Regions from separate parts of the Homo sapiens genome. Here all the other regions are linked to region 1. A link is a loop called in an ENCODE intact Hi-C map of the cell type or tissue named here. Cell type or tissue: A673. All regions are shown on one strand.

Region 1 (8,000 bases):
ATGATTTTCAAGTATTGTTAGATACATCTTTTAAAATTATTTGAAATATTTTGGACTTTAGGTTCATGAGGGTTTTTTCCAATTTTTAGTTTTTAATTATAATGGATACATAATTATTGTACATATTTATAGGGTACATGTGATGTTTTGATATAAGCATACTATGTATAATGATCAAATTAGGGTAAATGGGATATCTATCACAATTATTTATCATTTCTTTGTGTTTGAAACATTCCAATTCCGCTCTTTTATTTTGAAATATACAATAAATTATTGTTAGCTATAGTTTCCCTATTGTGCTACTGAGCATTAGATCTTATTCATTCTATCTAACTGTATTTTTGTACCCATTAACCATCCTGTCTTTATTCTCCCCTCCACAGCATCCTTCCCAGCCTCTAGTTACCATCATTGTACTCCTTATCTCCATGAGTTATTTTTCTTTAGCTCCTACATATTAGTGAACACGTGTGATATTTGTCTTTCTCTTCCTGGCTTATTTCACTTAAAATGCCCTCCAGTTCCATCCATTTTATTGCATTCTTTTTTATGGCTTAATAATGTTCCATTGTGTATATGTGATATGGTTAGGTTTTGTGTCCCCACCCAAATCTCATCTTGTATTGCAATCCCCAAGTGTTGAGGGAGAGACCTAGTGTGAGATGATTGGATCGATCATGGGGGCAGTTTCCCCCATGCTCTTCTTGTGATAGTGAGTTCTCATGAGATCTGATGGCTTTATAAGGGGCTCTTCCCCCTTCGCTTCCTTCACACACTCCTTGCCTGCTGCATGTAAGATGTGCCTGCTTCCCTTTCTGCCATAATTGTAAGTTTCCTGAGGCCTCCCCAGCCATATGGAACTGAGTCAATTAAACCTCTTTACTTTATAAATTACCCAGTCTCAGGGAAGTTCTTTATAGCAGTCTGAAAACAGACTAATACAATATGTATAATATTTTCTTTGTCCATTCATCCATTAATGGATACTGAGGTTGATTCCATATCTTAGCTGTTGTGGGTACTCCTGTAATACATGGGAGTGCAAATATATTTTCGATATATTGATTGCCTTTCTTATGAACATAGACCCAGCAGTGGGATTGTTGGATCACATGGTAGTTCTGTTTTTAGTTTTTTTTTTTTTTGGGGAAACTTATACTGTTTTCCATAGTTGCTGTATGTTGGTAACTTACATTTTTACCAACAGCGTATAAAGGGCTCCTCTTTCTCCGCATTTGTTATTGCTTGTCTTTCGGATATAAGCCATTTTAACTGGGATGAAATAATATCTCACTGTCATGCATTTCTCTGATAATTAGTGATGCTGGGCATTTTTTTTTTCATATACTATTGGCCATTTGTGTGTCTTCTTTGCAGAAATATCTTTTCAGATCTTTTGTCCATTTTTAAGTAAGATTATTTGTATTGTTTGTTTTGCTATTGAGTTGTTTGAGATCCTTATCTATTCTGGATGTTAATCCCTTGTTAGATTGGAAGTTTACAAACACTTTCTCACATTCTGTATGCTGTCTTTTCAGTTTGTTAATTGCTTTATTTGCTGTGCAGAAGCTTTTTTAGCTTGATGTGATCTCATTTGTCTATTTCTGATTTAGTTGGCTGTGTTTTTAAGGTGTTACTCAACAAATGTTTGCCCACATCAATGTCCTGGAGTGTTACCCTAGTGTTTTCTTCTGGTAGTTTTATAGTTACAATTTTTAGTTGTAAGTCCTTAATCCATTTTTACTTGATTTTTATACATGGTGAGAGATAAGGGTCTAGTTTCATTTTTCTGCATATGGATATCCAGTTTTTCTAGCACTATTTATTGGAGATACTGTGCTTTACCCATCGTATGTCCTTGGCACCTTTGTCAAAAAATGAGATAACCATAATGGATAGATTTATAGCTGTATTATCTATTCTGTTCCATTGTTTGAGGCATCTGTTTTTATGCTAGTACCTTGATGTTTACTACAGCTTTGTAGTATAATTTGAAATCAGATCATGTCTATTAGGTCCATTTGGTCTGCAGTAAATCTTAAGTCTGATGTCTCTTTGTTGATTTTCTGTCAAGATGGTCTGTCCAATGCTGAAAATGGGTGTTGAAGTATCAAGCTATTATGGTATTGAGATCTCTCTCTCTCTTTAGCTCTAATAATATTTGCTTTATATATCTGAGTGCTCCAGCATTGGATACATGTATATTTATAATTGTTATATTAACTTGCTGTATCAATCCCTTTATCATTATATAATGACCATTTTCAGTTTTTTTCTTGAAATATGTTTTGTCTGATGTAATTATAGCTACTCCTGCTCTTTTTAGTTTACATGTCCATGGAATATATTTTTCCATTCTTTTAATTTCAATCTATATGTGTTTTTATAGGTGAAGTGAGTTTCTTGTAAGCATCATATATTTGAGTCTTGTTTTTTATTGATTCCACCACTCTATGTCTTTTGAATAATTTTGTCCATTTACATTCATTGTTATCACTGATAGGTAAAGACTTTCTACTGCCATTCTGTTATCTGTTTTGTGGTTGTTTGGGTGTTCCTCTCTTCCTTCCTTCCTGTCTTCTTTTATGTAAAAGTGTTTTTCTCCTGTAATATGTTGTTATTTCTTGCTTTCTATTTTTATGTATCTATTATAAGTTTTTGTTTTATGGTTACCATAAGGCTTGCAAATAACATTTTATACAAATTAGTTTGAACCGATAACAGCTTAACTCTAATTACAAAGAAAGGGAAAAAAGCAAACAAAGAGAAAACTAAAAACCTCTACACTTTTTTATTCCACCCTGTCCTCATTTTTTTGACTTTCTGCTTTCTCTCTTTACTTTTTTTTTTTTTTTGAGATGCAGTCTCACTCTGTCTCCAGGCTGGAGTGCAGTGATGCGATCTCGGGTCACTGCAACCTCTGCCTCCTGGGTTCAAACAATTCTCCTGCCTCAGCCTCCCAAGTAGCTGGGAGTACAGAGGTGCATCACCATGCCCAGTTAATTTTTTTTTGGTATTTTTAGTAGAGATGGGGTTTCACCATTTTGACCAGGATGGTTTTGATCTCTTGATCCACCTGCATCATGATCCACCTGCATCCTGATCCACCTGCCTTGGCCTCCCAAAGTGCTGGGATTACAGGTGTGAGCCACCACACCCGGACTCCCTTTAGCATGTCTTTTAAGGCAAGTCTGGTGTTGAGAAATTCCTCAGCTTTTGTTTGTATAGGAAAGTCTTTATTTCTAGTTTGTGTTTGAAGGATAACTTTGATTAATGTAATATTCTAGGTTGAAAGATTTTTTTTTCCATCAGCACTTTGACTTCGTCATCTCACTTCCTTGTGACCTGCACAGTTGCTGCTGCTAGAAACATCAGAACTCCTTTATATGTTATTTGCTTCTTTTCTCTTGCTGCTTTTAGGATCCTTTCTGTATCCTTGACCTTTGAGAGTTTATTACATGCCTTGAGGTAGTCTTATTTGGGTTAAATTTATTGGATTTTTAAAATCTTCTTGTACTTGGCTACTCATATCTTTCCCAAGTTTTTGAAGATTTTCTGTTATTATTTCTTTGAATAAACTTTCTCTTTCCATCCTCCTTAAGGCCAATAACGCCTATATTTGTCCTTTTGAGGCTATTTTCTAGATTTTTTTAGGCATTCTTTATTCTCCTTCTATCCTTTTTTCTTTTTTCTCCTCTAATTGTGTATATTGATATAACCTATCTTTGAGCTCATTAATTCTTTCTTGCTTGATCAGTGCTGCAGTTGAGCAACTCTGATGCATTTTTATGTTTCTCAATTGTATTTCTAAGCTCCAGAATGCCTGCTTGAGTTTTTTAATGATTTCAATCACTTTGTTAAATTTTTGTGATAGAATTTTTAATTCCTTCTTTGTGTTATCTTGAAATTTATTGAACTTCCTCAATACAACAATTTTGAATCCCCTGTCTGAAAGATCACATATCTCCATCACTTCAGTATTGGTTGCTAGTGCCTTCTTTTGTGTGTTTGGTGAGGTCATGTTTTCCTGAGTGTTCTTGGTGCTTGAGGGCATTCACTGATGTCTGGGCATGGAAGACTTATATATTTAAACTAATCTTCACAGTCTGGGCTTGTTTATATGCACCCTTGAGAGGGCTTTTTACAAATTCCAAGGGGAGTGAGTATTGTGACCAAAGCCTGTGGTCACGGCAACTGTTTCGCACTAGGGGGCTCCATAAGCTCAGGAATGGTGCAAATCCTGTCGCCTCCTATAGACACTGCCTTGGTGAACTTGGGTAAGATAAGGGAGAATTCCCTGGGTCACCAGGCAAAGTCTCTCACTTTCTTTTCCCCAATCAAAAGGAGTCTCTCTTGGCCCTGGGCTATCTGAAATTGGGGAAAGGGGTGATGTGGACACTCTCATATCCACCATAGCTGGCACTGTTCAGGGTCACATCCAAATTTTTACAGAGCAGCAAAATACTGGGACTCACCCAAAGCCTGTGGCCACAATTGCCTGGCTGCTGCTGCTGCTGCTATTTACTCAAAGCCCAAGACCACTTTAGTCAGCAGTTGGTTAATTCAGCTGGGTCCTTCTTATCAAGGCAATGGAATCCCTTCTGACCAAAGGTAGATCTATAAGCACCATCCAGGAGCAAAGACCTGGAATCTGGGGTTTCAGGAATCTTCCTGATGCTTCATTTTACTTAGGCTCAGGTGGCACCCAAGTTGCAAGATACAGTCTTCTGTACTCACCTTCTGTCAAGCAGAAGGAATCTTTACTGAGGCTACAGTGCCTGGAGTTGTAGGAGGGGTGACACTGGCATTCATTTGGACACCACAGTTGGTGTTGCACCCCAAGTTCCCTGCCTACAAAACCAGTGCAGCAACAGGACTTGCCCTAGGACTGTGATCCTTGTGTCCTGACTGCCACTTAAATTTATTCTGGGACCCAGGCCAATTTCGTCAGCTAGTGGTGAAGCTAGCTACGACTGAGGTTTTTCCTGCTGGTGTAAGAAATTTCCCTCTGGCCCAGGGCTGGTCTAGATGTGCTCCCTCCGTGAGCACTCTCAGAATTCTGCCCTGTGCTGTGTTCTGCTGTGACAAGGCAGAAGTGAGTTCCAATATAGTGCTCCACACTCACTTTGCTCTCCCTCCCCACAAAACACATTTCCTCCCCATCTGTGCTGCCTGGAGTTAGGGTAGGTGAGGTGTAGGCAATGCAAGAGTGTCTTACCTACTCTCTTCAATACCTCTTTCCTCGATATTATGTTCAAACCAGGTACTGTGATACCTCACATGACTTTTTGATTCCTATTGAAGGTGCTATTCTTAGTTTTTTGGGGGAACCTTCATACTGACTCTGTAATAGCTGTACTAATTTACATTCTCACCAACAGTGTATAAGTGTTTTCCATTCCCCACATCTTGCCAGCATCTGTTATTAACTGTTTCTTTGATATAAGCCATTGTAACTGGGATGAGATGATATTTGTATCTCATTTTCGTTCTCACTTGTGTTTCTCTGATGGTTATTGATGTTGAGCTTTTTTAAATATACCTATTGGCCATGTATATGTTTCTTTTGCAGAAATGTGTGTTCAGATCTTTTGCCCAGTTTTTAATTGAGTTACTTTTTTGTCTGTTGAGTTGTCTGAGCTTTTCATTATATTATGGTTATTAACAACTTGTCAGGTATACAGTTTGCAAACATTTTCTTAACATCTGCGGGTTGTCTCTTCAGTTTGTTGATTGTATCCTTTGCTGTGCAGAAGCTTTTTAGCTTGATATGATCTCATTTGTCAATTTTTGGTTCTATTGCCTGTGCTTTCGAGGTCTTACACAAAATATCTTTGCCCACACCAATGTCCAGGAGTCTGTTCCCAAAGATTTTTTTTTCTAGTAGCTTCATAGTTTCAGGTTTTAGATTTAAATCTTCCATCCATTTTTATTTGAATTTGGGGCGTGGTTCGAGAATAGGGGTCTAGTTTTATTTTCCTGAATGTCATTATCCAGGTTTTTATTAGCATCATTTATTGAAGAGACTTTGCTTTCACCATTGCATATTTTTGGCAACTTTGTTAAAAATGAGTTGGCTGTAAATTTGTGGATTTATATCTGGGTTTTCCATTCTGTTCTATTGGTCTATGTGTCTGTTTTTATGCCAGTATCATGCTGTGGTTACTACAGCTTTGTAGTAAATTTTGAAGGCAGATACTATGATGTTTCCAAGTTTGTTATTTTTGCTCTGGATTGCTTTGGCTATTTGGTGTCTTTTGTGCTTGATATAAATTTTAAGATTTTTTTTCTATTTCTGTGAATGATAACATTGGTATTCTGATGGGGATTGCATTTAATCTGTAGATTGCTTTGGGTAGTATTATCATTTTAAAAATATTAATTCTTCTAAATCATGAGCATGAAATATCTTTTCATATTTTTGTGTCTTAAGTTTCTTTCATTAATGTTTTATAATTTACCTTGTATAGGTCTTTCATTTCTTTAAGTTTATTTCTAGGTATTTTATTTTGTCTGTAGGTAATATAAATGGGATATATGTATCTTTTCCTGATTGATTGCCACTGCAATATAGAAATGTTTCTGATTTTATTGTTTATTTTGTATACTGCAACTTTACTGAATTTGTTTATTAGTTTTAAGAGTTTTTGGCCGGGCACAGTGGCTCACTCCTGTAATCCCAGCACTTTGGGAGGCCGAGGCTGGCAGATCACGAGGTCAAGAGATTGAGACCATCCTGGCTAACATGGTGAAACCCCATCTCTACTAAAAATACAGAAAAAAAAAAAAACCAAAAAACAACAACAAAAAAAAACGCTGAGCGTGGTGGCATGCTCCTGTAGTCCCAGCTACTTGGGAGGCTGAGGCAGGAGAATCGCTTGAACCTGGGAGGCAGAGGTTGCAGTGAGCCGAGATTGCGCCACTGCAGTCCAGCCTGCATGGCAGAATGAGACTCCGCCTAAAAAAAAAAAAAAAAAAAAAAAGAGTTTTTTGATGGAGTCTTTAGGTTTTTCTAAAGCTAAAATAATATACTCAAACAAGGATAATTTGACTTCTTTTTTTCTAATTCAGATGTTCATTATCTTTTTCTCTTGCCTAATTGCTCTGTCCAGTACTTTCAATATTTGTTGACTAGAAGTGGTAAAGGTAGGCATCCTTGTATTTTTCCAAACCTTAAAAGGAAGTCTTTCAGTTTTTCTCCATTCAGTATGATGGTAGCTGTTATATATGGACTTTTTTATTTTGAGATATATTCCTTCTGTACCCATTGAATGAGAGCTTTTTTTTTCTTTACCATTAAGGGATGTTGAATTTTGTCAAATGCTTTTCAGCATCTATTGCAATAATCACATGGTTAGATTTTTCTTGATTCTGTTAATGTGATGTATCATGTTTATGGATTTGTATAAGTTAAACCATCCTTGCATTTCTGGATGAATCCCACTTGATCATGGTGAATGATTTTTTAACATGTTGTTGATTTCAGTTTGGTAGTATTTTGTTGAGAACTTTGCATCTAGGTTAATCAATGATATTGACCCTTAGTTTTATTTCTTTATTGTATCTTCATCTGCTTTTGGTGTCAGGGTAATGTTGTCCTTGTGAGACGAGCTTAGAAGTATTTCCTCCTCTTTAATTTGTAAAAGAGTTTGAGTAGAATTTGCATTACTTTTTTAAATGCTTGGTAAAATTCAGCAGGGAACTTATCAGGTCCTGGACTTTTATTTAATGAGAGACTTGTTATTATGGCTCAATTTGATTATTTCTTAATTGATTTTTTGAGGTTTTCTCTTTTTTCAGGGTTCAATCTTCGTAGTTGTATGTGTACAGGAATTTATTTTAGGTTTTCTAAGTTATTGGTGTGTAGTTGCTCATAATAGTATCTAATGATTCTTTGTATTACTGAGGTCTCAGTTTTTACATATTCTTTTATGTTTTTGATATTATTTATTTGGGTCTTCTATCCTTTATTCTTAGTCTAGCTGAAGGCTCACCAA
Region 2 (8,000 bases), 330 kb after region 1:
GGGGTAACCACCCCCATGATTCAATTACCTCCCACTGGGTCCCTTCCACAGCATGTGAGGATTATGGGAACTAATCTGGCCCAAGCTGTACCTTGGCCCCTTTTAACCATGGCTGAACCTGAAGCTTAAGCAGCTGGAATGCAGGGCACCACGTCTCGAGGCTGCACAGAGCAGGGGGTCCCTGGGCCCGCGGCACTAAACCATTTCTCCCCCCAGGCCTCTAGGCCTGTGATGGGAGGTGCTGCCACAAAGGTCTCTGCCGTGCCCTAGAGACATTTTCCCCATTGTCTCTTGGTGATTAACATTCGGCCCCTCATTACTTATGCAAATTTCTGCAGCTGGCTTGAATTTCTCCCCAGAAAATGGGTTTTTCCTTTTCTATCACATTGTCAGGCTGCAAATTTTCCAAACTTTCATGCTCTGTTTCCTCTCGAATACTTTGCTGCTTAGAAATGTCTTCCACCAGACACCCTAAATGATCTCTCTCAAGTTCAAAGTTTCACTATCTCTAGGGCAAGGGCAAAATGCTGCCAGTCTCTTGGTTAGAGCATAGTAAGAACAACTTTTATAGTTCCCAACAAGTTCCTCATCTCCATCTGAGACCAGCTCAGCCTGGATTTCATTGTCCATATCACTATCAGCATTTTTGTAAAAGCTGTTCAACAAGTTAAGAAGTTCTAAAGTTTCCCACATCTTCCTGTCTTTTGAGCCCTCCAAGTCTCTAGGAAGTTCCAAACTTTCCCACATTTTCCTGTCTTCTGAGTCCTTCAAACTATTCCAGCCTCTGCCTATTACCCAGTTCCAAAGTTGCTTCCACATTTTCTGGTATCCTTACAGCAACACCCCACTCTACTGCTACCAATTTACTGTATTAGTCTGTTCTCACACTGCTATGAAGAAGTACCTGAGACTGGGTAACTTATAAAGGAAAGAGGTTTAATTGACTCACAGTTCAGCATGGCTGGGCAAGCCTCAGGAAACTTACAATCATGGTGGAAGAAGCAGCAAACACATCCTTCTTCACATGGCAGTAGGAAGAGAAGTGCCAAGCAAAAGGGGAAAAGCCCCTTATAAAACCATCAGGTCTCATGAGTACTCACTATCATGAGAACAGCAGCATGGGGGTAACCACCCCCCATAATTCAGTTACCTGAATTATATGTCATGGGTGCTTCCCATGACATATGGGGATTATGGGAACTACAATTCAAGATGAGATTTGAGGGGAACATAACCAAACTATATCAGCCTATGATGTGACTATCACCCCTAGGGGGCAGTATACTACCTGTGTAACTGTACATGCCAGTTCTGAAAACTCTGCTCAAGGTTTTCCTAAAGAGCTTCCCTTACTTGGCTTGAGATAGATGGAAACATTCTCCCAACCACACGTTATAGCCCTTTTTTTCTATCAATCTTTCTTTCTTTATATAGCCTGAAAATGGTTAATGGTATAAAAAAGTCGGAAAACTAGTCAGGAAAAGGGAGATATCTTAGCAATTCCCATATGCATGTGATAGCACAGCCCTTTAAAATATGGAGATACTGTTTACCGATGCTGTTCGCAAATAAGTTAGTTCCCTTTAATATCTGGTTAGCATTCATCTAATGAGCACCTAATGCACCATATTTATTACATATAAATAATATTTAATATATTTATTAAATATGTTAATATTACATAATGTATTACATATATTATTAGGTACTCAATAATATATATGTGTGTATGTATGTATGTATTAGACACAGTGCTAGGCAACTAGAAATACAATGATGAGCCATACAATTTACAGTGTAATGAGTCATTCAAGCAATAATAAATTATAGAAATACATAATGGTAAACTTCAATAAGTGTTGTGAAAGTGTTTTAAGTCATAGTGAAGCATCATGTAACACAAGTCTGGATTAAAAATGAAGATACAGGATTTATCCCTTAGAAGTGGTGGTTCTAAATATAAGAAATGATATTCCAGGGAGAATATGTAGAAAAAAAGTTTAGAAGTCTAAAGATAGAATGGCAAGAAACACTCCTAGTTCCACAGAGGAAGGATGACAAGGAGCCTGGAAGAATTCAGATGTGGCAAGAGACAGATGAGCAAATCTAGAGAGTGACGACCCACAGAACACCAAAGAGAGTATGTTTCAACAAGAGCTGGTGTTCCAGGGAGCAGATTCCCCAAAGAGCTTAGGGAGGAGTAATACTGAGAAAGATTATTAGGTTTGACAAAGACACAAGTACTAGTTACCTATAACTTCAAAGAAATAGTCCTGAATGTTTTTAAAAGACACAAGGAAGATATTATAGTGTCACAAACAAGAGGGATCCAAATTGGACTGTGGTATCTCAAAAGGCTTTCTGGGTAGGTTAAGCGTAAGCTTAGTTTTAAAAAATAAATTAATATTAGATTTAAAACAAGAAATGTAGCAAAGCTATAGAGAAACAAAAGAGCATGATATTCTGGAACTGCTGGTAGTTGGATCAAACGGTTGCATCTGGAAAAGTGACAGAGAGGGAAACCTGAAATAAGTATAGACCAGATCATGGAAGATCCTTGGACTCAGTTAAAGAGAACTTTACTATGAAAATTATAAGGAACATTAAAAAATTTAAAACAGGAAAGCAATGTGAAAAGCCTTGAGTTTTAGTAAGAGCCCTGTTGTTAGTCAATTTAGAAAAGAAAAAAAAAAAAAAAACAGATAAAAAGCAAGAGATAGTTAACAGGCAATTGCAGCTGGCCCAAGTAAAACATGGAAGTTTAAGAAGCGGAGATAAAGGCCGGGCGCGGTGGCTCACCCCTGTAATCCCAGCACTTTGGGAGGCCGAGGCGGGCGGATCACGAGGTCAGGAGATCGAGACCACGGTGAAACCCCGTCTCTACTAAAAATACAAAAAATTAGCCGGGCGTGGTGGTGGGCGCCCGTAGTCCCAGCTACTCGGGAGGCTGAGGCAGGAGAATGGCGTGAACCCGGGAGGCGGAGCTTGCAGTGAGTCTAGACTGTGCCACTGCACTCCAGCCTGGGCAACAGAGCGAGACTCCATCTCAAAAAAAAAAAAAAGAATTGGAGATAAATATGAGATATTCTTTAAAACAGCAGTCCCCAACCTTTTATCGTTGCCAGGCTGTGACTCAGAGGTCAGGGACCCCTGCTTTAAAAGGTCACTTATGTAAGGAGTTGAAGACTCTGGAGTTTGAGGAGTAGACAGGAGAGAAGACTAAGATGATGTTCAGATTTCTGTCTTTATTACCGGGATGAAGATGTGGGGCCACGTGCTGCCATCTACTGCTAAAAAAGCGTTAAGTGGCAGTAGGCTCTAGACAGGGTGATCTGGCAATAGGAAAAAAATGGACGCAGAACATACTCAGAGATTTTCTTCTGGAAAAGAATCAAACAGAGGTGTCTTCCTATCTGGTAGAATATTCCTGAAAAATCTAGTGATCTGTTGAGATCCATACCACCAGTTCAAACATGAGGTCCAGAAATTCCCATTTCAGATTCTGCCAAAACATTCTAGCAGGAAAGGAAACAATTTCAACCTCTCCTCTTTCAACGGATTTGGATGTTTTGAGAGCCAAATACTACACATAATGATTTATGGCCACAACTTACAACTCCACTGGATGCTTCATCCCTCTTGCCCAAATCCCGTACCATGATGACAAATGCAAATGCCCAAAGTATACATCTCGTTAGTTCATGCATTCATTTTTGGGAAATCAGGGCAGGTATGGAAATGAAATGTTGCTTAAAACCATCAAATAAAATTATTTTATCTACAAGGAGCTGCTATTACACCTAGTGAAATTACTGTGGTTGTCTAGCTGACCAAACAACCTGATAAATAAAACTGTTAATATGTGGATAAACAGTGAGGCAGGAACTTAAATTTTGTTAAAGCTCCATAATTCCAAGAATCCAATACTGAGAAAGAAAATGTAGAAAAATACAAGGTATTCCTGAAAGCATCAAGTAAATCCCAAAGAGACACAGGCAATGAAGAGAACAGTATTCAATGCACTACTGTCAGCTTTATGCCACATAACTCACACAAATAGCTTATTTTCTGTCCAGAAAATGCTCCAGGATAGTAGAGGAGATATACTGAATGTTTATTCTAAAATTACCTAGTGTGAGATTTAAGACATTTGTTTCCTTAAAGGAGTCTGCCTGACATTTGAACTTCCTTATAAAATTACATTAAATATGTATCAGCTTAGAGGGCCTACCAAAAAAGAATAATGCATTTTCAATTTAGTCTTGGTTACACTTGACCTGTTTTAAAGTGCTCCTCTAATGAAATGGAAGCTATACCAAAATTAATTCTATGCAAGAGGCAGAACAGATTCTGTGTTATTTAATCATAATGTATACCATCCACTTTCCTGGGCATAGAAACAACACTGAGATGGCGATTGCTTTAACCTGGCAGGCCTGATAACATTGTCATCATAATCAAAATGAAGTTCAAGTGTTTTCCTGACCTGAATCTAACACCCATGTTTTAGTATAAGAAATAGGGAAGAACAGAGAATCAAGGAATTCCATCTGTGGCAGTTTTAGCTTATAGTTGCACTGATAATTCTGTATCAAGGGCAATTGAGCTAAGAAGGAAGAGTCCAGAACACAATCTTCTTCATTACCATCACCAATTTATCTGCTAAATTCTAGGCACCATTCTTGGAATTTTTCATATGAATTCACTCATGAATGAATTCATCCTTCCAACCTTGCTAAGTTGTTAAGAAACTATACTTTTACAGATGAGGAATCTGAGGCCAGAAGAGTTGTAAAATTACACAACTGGCAAGTTGGAAATCTGGGATTCCAAAGCTACATCTTTTCCTCTGCCATGCTGCCTAATTTAGTAATATGTTGGCATGTAGTGTGTGTCCAGCACTCTGCTGGAGTTTAAATGTGCGAGAGGTAGAAAGTCGTAGTCCTCAATAGGGCTTTTACACTAGTGGGAGAGACTGACAAAGATGAGTAGAGATATAAACAAAATAATATCACATGATGTAAAGTGTTGCTGAAAAATAAAATGTTGGCACAGAGAAGTATGGGGAAAAATAGGCATCTTTGTTTGTTTGTTGGTATTAAATATAGCATGAATTGACAAGACTTCTCTAGGGAAGAGATATTTTAAAGAGAAATGTGTTTATTGCTTACAAAAGCACTAAACATGGAGAAAGCTGTTGTAGCAGGGGACAGTAAACTCAGTACACTCCAAGATTCCAAGGCAAGAAGGAGCTTGGTGTCTTCCAAGCTGGTACCATGGAAGGCCAGTTTGGTGAAAACTTGATATATAAAGGGAGAGAGAGGAATGAAGTAAGATGGGAATAAATGATGACCAAATCACACAGAGACTTGCAGAACCTTCTGGATTTTATTCTGATAACGGGGGAAGCTATAGAATTTCCGTAGGGAAATGACATGATCTAATTTACATCTTTAAAATTTTGCTCTAGTTTCTGTGTGGAGAATAAATTGCTTATTTTTTGTCTGCTTGATCACAGTTTCTGACAGGAGTGTATAAAATCTCAAACGACAATTGTTAACCTACCTATTTCTCCCTGAAAGGTTTTGATTTATATGTTTTGAGCTTGTATTATAGGCACATAAATTCTTATGTCATGCCTTCTTTTTCTATTTTTTCTTTTTTCAGTACATAACATCAGTGTTTTCTCATGTGATATTTTTGCCTTAAATTCTATTTTCTTCTATTTTAAAATCACTACCCTGGCTTTTTTGTGGTTAATATTTTCCTTTTTTGTTGTCAAATCTTTTTTAATCCAATCTGAGTGTCTATATCTGTTTTATTTAATTATATATGAACTTAATTTTTTCTCTCTTGCTTTTTGTCTTTTATTTTGTTTCCTTTAATAGACCTAGTTGAGTTCTTATTTTATTTATTATTTCTTTTTGGGACAGGGTCTCACCTTGTCACCTAGGGAGTGCAGTGATGCCAACATAGCTCATCGTAACCTCAAATTCCTGGGCTCAAGCCATCCTCCAGCCTCAGCCTCCCAAGTAGCTGGGACTGCAGTAATTTGCCACCATGCCCTGCCAATTTTTTAATTAGTTATTTATTTTGTAGAAGTAAGGTCTTGCTATGTTGCCGCAGCTGGCCTTGAACTCTTGGCCTCCAGCAATCCTCTTGCTTTAGCCTCCCAAAGTGCTTGGATTACATGCATGACCTACTATGCACAGCCTCTTATGACTTTAAACCTATACATTATCTTCTTGCTGTTATGCTGCTTGATCTCAGCTGAAGAACCATAGTATGTTTTCTTAATCTTCTGATTTTTTTTTTTTTTTTGAGACAGAGTTTTGCTCTTGTTGCCCAGGCTGGAGTGCAATGGCGCAACCTCGGCTCACTGCAACATCCGCCTCCCGCGTTCAAGGGATTCTCCTGCCTCAGCCTCCCTAGTACCTGGGATTACAGGTGCCTGCCACCACGCCCAGCTAATTTTTTTTTTTTTTTTTTTTTTGTATTTTTAGTAGAGATGGGGTTACACCATTTTGGTCAGGCTGTAGAACTCCTGACCTCAGGTGATCCACCCACCTCGGCCTCCCAAAGTGCTGAGATTTCAGACATGAACCACCACACCCGGCCAATCTTCTGATTTCTGACATAGATTGAGTAGAAATATAAACTAAATAATATCACATGAAGTAAAGTGTTGCTGAAAAACAAAATGTTGGCACAGAGAAATATTGGGAAAAATAGGCATCTTTGTTTGTTTGTTTGTATTAAATATAGCATGAATTGACAAGACTTCTCTAGGGAAGAGATATTTTAAAGAAAAATGTGTTTATTCCTTACAAAGGCACTAAACATGGTGAAAGCTGTTGTAGCAGGGAACAGTAAACTCCAAGATTCTAAGGCAAGAAGGAGCTTGGTGTCTTCCAAGCTGGTACCATGGAAGGCCAGTTTGGTGAAAATGTGATATACAAAGGGAGAGAGAGGAATGAAGTAAGATGGGAACAAATCATGACCAAATTTACTTAAGTTCACTAATTTACTAATATCTATCTACACAGTCCCTGTGATAAAACCACTACTTTAGCACAGACATATCCCTTTGTTATTGCCCAGTTCCAATTTTGTTAATATTTTCTAGAACTTAAGAACTTAATTTTCAGTTGCTACTAATGAACTTTCTAGTTTAATCGGGTCCTAGCAATTTTGTGCTTGTTCTTTCACTCTCTCTCTCCTCCACAATAAGTTGCTGAAGAATTTGGCTACCCCACGTTCCCCTGATATTTGTAGCGCCTTTGGGATTTGTTTATTTATTTTTCACTTACTTAAATACCTACTGCAAGGGTAATTTTATTATATGAGCTTAACAAAAATTCTGAAATCGTAAATGCCTAAGAATATTTTTATGCCTTCAAATTTGAGGAATTATCCAGCTGGATATTTTTCAATACTTTAACATTATTACTTCATTATTCTTACATCCTGCTACTACCAAAATGTTTGACAATCTGATTCTTGTTTTTATACAGATTTGCAATTTCCCTCAGAATGCATTTGGAATATTCTCATTGTCTTTGATATTATTAAATTTCATTAAATGTGCTAGGTAAGGGTTTTCCTTTTTCCTCTTATTTAGCATCCATCAACTCTTCTGACTTGAGGAGTCTTCTGTCTTTTGTTAAGTTTATCTTTATTAAATTTTGTGTATATTTTCTGTATCTTTAGAGCTATCATCTAGAAGATTTCTTCAACATTATCTTGCAAATTACTAATATATTCTTCAAGTATATCCAGGCTGGTATTTTTCCTTCTATTATGTTCTTTATTTCAACCATAACATATTAATGTCTAATATTACCAATTATCTGATTTAAGTTCCTGATTTCATATTGCTGCAATCTTAACCTTTCCTGCCTAAGCACAAATATACATATTATACTTATTTAAATTATAAGTCTAATTATTGTGCTTCAAATGTGTATATTGTTCAGTTTAACCCATAGTGGCATTAGTCA
Region 3 (8,000 bases), 740 kb before region 1:
TGTTGGCCAGCTAAGAAATAAAGAGAAAGAGTACAAAGAGTGGAATTTTACAGCTGGGCCACTGGGGGTGACATCACATATCGGTAGGACCATGATGCCCACCTGAGCCTCAAACCAGCTAGTTTTTATCAAGGGTTTCAAAAGGGGAGGGGGTGTGAGAACAGAGAGTAGGTGAAAAGATCACATGCTTCAAAGGGCAAAAAGCAGAACAAAGATCACATGCTTATGAGGGAACAGGACAAAAGGCAAAAACAGAACTACTGATAAGGGTCTATGTTCAGTGATACACTATTGTCTTGATAAACATCTTAAACAACAGAAAACAGGGTTCGAGAGCAGAGAACTGGTCTGACCATAAATTTACCAGGGCAGAGTTTTTCCCCACCTTAATAAGCCTGAGGGTACTGCAGGAGACCAGGGCGTGTTCCTTATCTCAACCGCGTAAGACAGACATTCCCAAAGCAGCCGTTTATAGACCTCCCCCAAGGAATGCATTCCTTTCCCAGGGTATTGATATTAATATTTCTTGCTAGGAAAAGAATTTAGTGATATCTCTCCTACTTGCACATCCATTTATAGGCTCTCTGCAAGAAGAAAAATATGGCTCTTTTTGCCCGACCCCGCAGGCAGTCAGACCTTATGGTTGTCTTCCCTTGTTCCCTAAAAATCGCTGTTATTCTGTTCTTTTTCAAGGTGCACTGATTTAATATTGTTCAAACATAGATGTTTTACAATCAATTTGTACAGTTAACATAATTATCACAGTGGTCCTGAGGTGATGTACAGCCTCAGCTTATGAAGATAACAGGATTAAGAAACTAAAGACAGGCATAAGAAATTATAAAAGTATTATTTGGGAACTGATAAATGTCCATGAAATCTTCACAATTTATGTTCCTCTGCCGCGGGTCCAGCCAGTCCCTCCATTTGGGGTCCCTGACTTCACACATCTCTCCCTTTCTTTTTATATAAATGTGCCATGGCGATGAAGTCTTGTTTGTTCTCTCGGTTTTGACACAGGATTCTTTGACTGGTCCGCACACTAAAAATAAGCCGATTAAACAGAGAAGCATGATTCCAAAATTTGCTACAGTGGAGCCCCCAGTAGACTTAATCCAAGTCATGGAGTTTAGTCCAGAAAGACTTTCTGCCACCTGATCTAATGCCTCAGCTCCAGGCACAATGGATAAATGAGCTTGAGAGGCTTCAAAAATTTGTTTCTTTAATTTAGTTATGTCCAAGGATAAATTATCTTCCCTACCCAGCAGGTGTCCTTTGACCATTGCCCATGAATGATCAGTGTTGTTGTAGGAATATGGTGTGAAACAGAAATCAGAAGTATTCCAATTGCACTGCATTTGCATGCAATGTTTGAGACTCATTTGTTGATCTCCAAGCCAAAGAACAGACTGTCTTAAATCATTAATTTGATTAGCTAATTTTTGATCAATGCCCTGTTGAGAATTCCACATTTGGGTGGAATTGGCTTGCCAATCATTAACAAAATGAGCCATTTGAATAGATTGGTGTAATGCCATTCCGGCAGTGGTGGCCAGTGCAGTGACTGTAATTAGGCCCATGATCACAGTGATTAAAGTGAAAACAAATCTCTTAGATCTTCTGAGAATTCATTGTAACACTTCATTAATTAAATGTACTGAGGGGGAAGATTCCCAAGGTCTGGGTAAAGTTACCAGTATCCAGATTCCTTCTCGAGCTCGAACCAACATTACACTTTTCCTGAAGTCAAAATGGGAGTTAACACAAGTGTATAAATGATAATTAATGCATAGGACAGTTTGGTTGTTTGTCTAAATTTTGATATTTCCCACTAACAGCATGTAAGGAGGCTTAACACAACTCTGTATAGGAATAGTCAGGTTGGAGGTTAACAAAGCAGAATGTTTGAATCTACGTTGATACTGAGGGAGAGGAGCGGCAGTGGCAATGCGCGATATTCTCCGCCGTAAAGGAGCAATCCGAGGTACCCGGGAACACCGAAGAGGTAGAGGGGCATACCTGGGTCGAGAAGAATTATCATTATGCCAATTGGAGTCCCATAAAGGGGGATCTGCATCAAAAAGAGGAAAAGGGTTCAAAGGGGATTTATCATAGCGTTCAGAATCACGATTGCGAGAGGCGGTAGTGGGGACAACAGACAGAAAATTTCCCCTTCCCATACTCGCAGTCCAGACATGGCAATAGCCAGTTTCCGAAGTTCTGGGTGTTCTGGGCTCAGAATGGGGAATATCATACGAGGCCTTGGGTGGGTAATGCCCTTATCTTCCCATTTTAAGTGAAAGAACAAGCTGAACCTTCTATGCAAAGTAGGATGATGATCCTTGTCCTCCCAATAAGAAATAAAATAAGTAGCCTCCAGGCATTCCCTTCTGCCAGAGGAGCAATTGTTTTTTAAATAGCCCTTTGGTGCCCAGTCTATTACTAAACCATATGAGTCATTTTTTAATACTGCTCCATGTGAGTTAACACAGTCTTCCCAAATTAAAGTTTTAGATGGGCTCTCAAAATTTTTAGGACATGGTTTTCCTACAGGTTTATATTGAAAGTATGGGCTATCTCCTATTACTCCCCTTTTCATTTGTCTTAAGGGAGAAAGGGAGAGGCTGGAGACCAAGTGTCCCTGTTCTCCTGTGGCTAATCTCTCTGGAAGATAAGCAGCCCAGACTTGAGTTACTAGATGGATACAACCAGGTGCATGTCTGAGGCACAGAGGAGGGTATTTATAACCTATAGTAACATCAAATGCAGTGCCTTCTTCTCCTGGATGAGAGGGCAACAGTCATCTGTAGCTCCAGGCATCCACACACTATCATTAGTGTAGATTTCTGCAGGAGCATCCATCCAGGTGAGAGGTCGAATAAGTGGAGGAAAGGCACATAAGCCCAATAAGAATAATTTTGTGTAGCAGGTAAATCAGTTTGAGGGGAAACTGGTGAGACAGTATAAGGAGGAGAATTATTAAATAAAACCTATTGTGAGCGAGATCCAGTGCTGAAGGAGGAAGAGAAGAACAGGGGGATATTATTTTCAGGCTAATAGAAATGGTGAGATTTTTAGGTTCATAAGGAGAAAAAGAAAGGTAATTAGGGGAAGTGGGATTAGTTAGAGGGGTCTCCATTGCCATTAGGGAGGATTGAACCAGACCCATTTTGATTTGGCGTGCCAGTTTCTGAGGATCTCACCACGTATGAGGGTGGTCTCTGACGTGGACATCTTTTCTCTGTGGTTTTTATTGTCAGCATTCACACGAAGTTTCAGGCTTCTAGTGGGCACCCAGACAGGGGATTGATGATCTCCTGGTGAAACACAAGCATACCCTCTTCCCCACATTATAATTGTTCCAGGTTCCCAGGTGTTGGTTTGGGAGTTTTAAGAGTTATGTGAAATATTAATTTCAGCCCCCCATTGTGCCAGCAAATCTCTACCCAAAGATTAATGGGGATTGGTGTGATATACGGCTGAATTGTACCCTTTTGACCATCAGGGCCAGTGCAAGGCAAGATAAATGTGCTCCGGTGAACTTCATCAGTTTTTCCAATCCCTGCTAGTCCCATGTTAGTGGGATGTTTAAGCCAGGAGGAAGGCCATAAATTAGAGGAAATAATAGAAACATCAGCCCCAGTATCTACTAGACTCTCATACTTTTTTCCTTGAATGTGTATGATGCAGGTGGGCCATTGTTTAGAAATTACATTAATCCAATAAGTGGCTTTTTTTTTTTTTTTTTTTTTTTTGCCACCGGAGCCCATCCCAGGGCCCCATGTCTTATCTCCTTTGTTTAAAACAATATTAGGTAGTAAAAGTAATTGAGCTTACTGGCCAGAATGGAAACAGGAATCTTGGCAGACACCGTAAGTTTAATCTCATCAGAGGAATCAGAATTAATGAGACCAGTATGAACTATGATACCTTTAGCGGAGGTGGATGCCCTACCTAACATCAGGCCCACCGAACCTTGAGGTAAAGGGCCAGTGACCCCCGTGGGGACAATTAAAGGCAAAGAATTAGGTAGTAAATTTAGAGGAATGGTATACAGAGGTCGACCGCCCCGCGCCCTACTGTGGAGGTGGACAAGCATTGTACTGAGACAGAAGAAGAGGCTGGGACCCATCTGGGTTGGCTGTAGGTAAATTTGTTTGTGCTGGGGGCTGCGTTGGGACCCCTTGAAGCGGAAACGCAACACTGGTCTGAGTCTGAGGTGTCCCGTTTGATATTGGGGCCAGGGATTGGCCCTGCTTCCTGTTTCCCTGGTTCTGTGGCAGGGGGTTTCCATCTATATCAGACTTAGAGTGGCCAGTGTTTACCTTTATGCATGTATAATCTAATATGTAAAAATATTCTGCTTTTTTTAGCCGAGTATTTTTTAGCACAAATAGTAGATTATCACATTTTTTTTGTATTTGATTTTTGCGTTTGATACATCTTGGAGATCGTTCTAAGACATAAAGCCTATAAATAATTATGAGTGCTTGTTCTTTCAAATGCCATAGTAAAATGTTTTTCCCTGTGCTGTAGTTGCTTGCTTTTATTTTAATAGGAAAATATTATTAAATATCACATTAAAGTCAAAAATATTCTAAAAGTTGTTAACATAGACCACTAGATGGTGCTGTCATCACAAAGAAATAAAACGTGCATTGTTTTAAAAACAATTTGGCCATCTAAGGAAAAAAATCCAACTACTATAGAATTGTATAAAACAAAAAGTAACAGCTGGGTTTCTAAGTTCTGTGTCCCAAAAATAGTCACTAATAATTGAGATTTTTCTCTTCCCACTTATTTTATCTATACTGTTTGTGTGTGTGTGTGTTTATGCTCTTTTATAAAATGTATCTAATACTGTACATTGCTATTTTGAAACTTGTTTTTCTAGAAACCTAATATATGATGGAGTTCTTTCCATGTCAGTACATACACATTGATTTCATTCTCCAATGAAATTTGGTAAATAAATTATTTTAAATTATCTGAATGTTATAAAATGTGCTATAATTTCTTTCATCTCTAACATTAGGTATTTAGGTTGTATATGGGTTTTTGCTTGTACAAACAATGATGCAGAAACCATCCTTGTACATTTATTATGGTGCACTGGCTATAGACATCTCTGTTGGACATGATTTTCTTTCAGAACTTTAAAGGCATGATCTTCTATTGATTAAAGCTGCAGCATTGCTGTGGAGTAAATATGCCATTTGGATTTCTGATTCCATTCAAATTCTTTGAATTTGATATGTTCACTTTCTATTTACACTCCTCCTCTCCTTCTCCACTTTAATAATTGTTTATTCACTCCTACAGCTCTTAACACTCTTGAGGAAAGTCCCCATTGCCATTCCTTTTTCCCAAACACTGTTTGGACCTCCAGCGAGCCCTTTTCATCTGAAAACTTAGGTCCTTCCAGTTTGGAAAATGTCCTTGTATTGGTTCTTTGATAGCTTCTTCCCTTCTATATTCGATTTCCTCTTTCAAGAACTCCTATTATCCATATGATCTACCTCCTAGAGTCTCTGTTTTCAAAAAACATTTTTTCCCTTTTATTTTTTCTTTGTCTTTTCATTCTATTCCTGCATTTTATCCTCAATTTTATTTGTCAACCCTTCAAATGGCTTCTTATTTCTTCTTAAGTCATGTCCTTAATTTATTAAAGCATTCCCACTTTCTGCCCGGCCGCCCCTACTGGGAAGTGAGGAGCCCCTCTGCCCGGCCAGCCGCCCCATCCGGGAGGGAGGTGGGGGGGTCAGCCCCCCGCCTGGCCAGCCGCCCCGTCTTGGAGGGAGGTGGGGGGGTCAGCCCCCCGCCCGGCCAGCCGCCCCGTCCGGGAGGTGAGGGGCGCCTCTGCCCGGCCGACCCTACTGGGAAGTGAGGAGCCCCTCTGCCCAGCCACCACCCCGTCTGGGAGGTGTGACCAACAGCTCATTGAGAACGGGCCAGGATGACAATGGCGGCTTTGTGGAATAGAAAGGCGGGAAAGGTGGGGAAAAGATTGAGAAATCGGATGGTTGCCGTGTCTGTGTAGAAAGAAGTAGACATGGGAGACTTTTCATTTTGTTCTGTACTAAGAAAACTTCTTCTGCCTTGGGATCCTGTTGATCTGTGACCTTACCCCCAACCCTGTGCTCTCTGAAACATGTGCTGTGACCACTCAGGGTTAAATGGATTAAGGGCGGTGCAAGATGTGCTTTGTTAAACAGATGCTCGTTAAGAGTCATCACCACTCCCTAATCTCAAGTACCCAGGGACACAAACACTGCGGAAGGCCGCAGGGTCCTCTGCCTAGGAAAACCAGAGACCTTTGTTCACTTGTTTATCTGCTGACCTTCCCTCCACTATTGTCCTATGACCCTGCCAAATCCCCCTCTGTGAGAAACACCCAAGAATTATCAATAAAAAATAAATAAATTAAAAAAAAAAAAAAAAGCATTCCCACTTTTCAGCAGGGTCACCAGCTCTCCTGGTTTGCCTGGGACTAAGGGTTTTCCTGGAATATGGGACTCTCAGCTAAAACTGAGATAGTTCTGGGCAAACGGGGATGGTTGGCCACTCTACCCCTGGATATTCTTTGTTGGTAGCAACTTTTCCTTTTTTCTTGCTTGAAATATTGTTTTATCCTCAAGCTTGTTAACTATAGGTTTTTTAACAGTCTTTGTTTTTTCTCAGTATCATGCAATACGTTGACTCTGCTTTCTTTGAGTTCTTTTGATTTACTTAGTCTCTCCTTTCATGCTGGAGACTGTACAAATGTCTTGTGATTTGTAACTGGCTAATCATATTTAAGAGTGCTGACTGGAGGCACTTCAAGAGTAGCAGGGCTCATCAGCTGCTGGGTTTTACTCTAGGGGGATTTGAGAGGAACCTAGGCATAAGATTGTGAGATTACCAAATGTTAATCTAGAGCTCTTTTTTCTTGGACTCATCGATTTCCAGTTTCCCCATAGAGAAAGCCTCCAATTTCTTGCTGGGCAGGCATCATTCTCGGGGGTGGTGGTTGGAGTAAGTGGTAAAAAGGGACTGGAGTGGCCTTTTTCTCAATATGGCACCTCATTCCATCCATTGTACTTGATGTCTCTGGGACTATGAGAGGTAATAATAAATTGTTGCCTTAAACATCTAAGTTTGGGTTGATTTGTTACACAGTATTAGATGCATGCAACAAAAATTGTTATTGAAACTGGGATGCTGCTGTAATAAAGACTTAAAACTTGTGGCATTGGCTTTGGGACTAGGCAGCAGGCAAGGGGCAAAAGGGCCTTGAGGAGACTGTTAGTGACAACCTGCGGGACAGTGAGGAATTACCAGTGGAAGCTGGAGAAAAGCAGAGCCTTGTTATACAATGTTAGAAAGTTTGGTAACAAAGTTGCCAGAAGAAATGTGGAAAGTAGAAATGAACTAATGGGTTTGGCTAAGGAGGGGTCCACATAGAATACTGAAAGTGCCACCTTCTTTCTTTTAGCCTCATATGCTAAAGTAATGGCTAGAGAGAGATGAACTTTTAAAAAGGTGGGGGGAGGGAGAGGGTACTGTTACTGTTAAGTTTTGAACCGTTTCCAGACAGTAAAATTTTCTCAAGAAAAGGCAGGCCAGGCGCAGTGGCTCATGCCCGTAAGCCCAACACTTCAGGAGGCTGAGGTGGGCGGATCACCTGAGGTCAGGAGTTCGAGACCAGCCTAGCTAACATGGTGAAACCCCGTCTTGACTAAAATACAAAAATTATCCAGGCATGGTGGTGGGTGCCTGTAATCCCACCTACTCATAAAACCGAGGCAGGAGAATCGCTTGATCCTGGGAGGTGGAGTTTGCAGTGAGCCGAGATTGCACCACTGCACGCCAGCCTGGGCGACAGAGCAAGACTCCGTCTCAAAAAAGAAAAGAAAAGAAGAAAAAAAAAAAGAAAGGGCTTCTGAGCAAAGATCAAATCTAGGGTAACCAGTAACACTGATGTGATGTCAGGGTGAAAATAGAGTTAAGCATGCATCTGT

The links. Peaks named below come from ENCODE experiments on the same cell type or tissue, not always from the same donor. Only the 100,000 strongest peaks of a DNase experiment are listed, where the experiment ranks them.
Region 2: a loop joins it to region 1, with 7 times the contacts of the local background. A loop is called at or near these places in 13 of 110 quality-filtered maps.
Region 3: a loop joins it to region 1, with 4 times the contacts of the local background. A loop is called at or near these places in 8 of 110 quality-filtered maps.

The regions. Positions count from the first base shown.
Region 1 is chr4:164,009,049-164,017,048 of GRCh38, reverse strand. All of the region lies in intron 2 of MARCHF1 (membrane associated ring-CH-type finger 1), which reads left to right. Among named protein-coding and RNA genes, the nearest start is that of MARCHF1, 370 kb to the left of the region's middle. In A673, CTCF peaks have their summits at 4,001 and 4,203 (motif pointing right); DNase peaks (open chromatin) are centred at 4,218 and 4,938; H3K27ac peaks cover 839 bases.
Region 2 is chr4:163,674,679-163,682,678 of GRCh38, reverse strand. The region is part of intron 5 of MARCHF1 (membrane associated ring-CH-type finger 1); the gene reads left to right. The region is part of intron 1 of LOC107986325 (a long non-coding RNA gene); the gene reads right to left. Among named protein-coding and RNA genes, the nearest start is that of TMA16, 180 kb to the right of the region's middle. In A673, CTCF peaks have their summits at 1,081, 1,284 (motif pointing right) and 3,306 (motif pointing left); DNase peaks (open chromatin) are centred at 1,278 and 3,278; H3K27ac peaks cover 337 bases.
Region 3 is chr4:164,745,194-164,753,193 of GRCh38, reverse strand. No RefSeq gene overlaps it. Among named protein-coding and RNA genes, the nearest start is that of SMIM31, 4.9 kb to the left of the region's middle. RefSeq lists a silencer at 6,130-6,330. In A673, a CTCF peak has its summit at 4,582 (motif pointing right); a DNase peak (open chromatin) is centred at 4,653.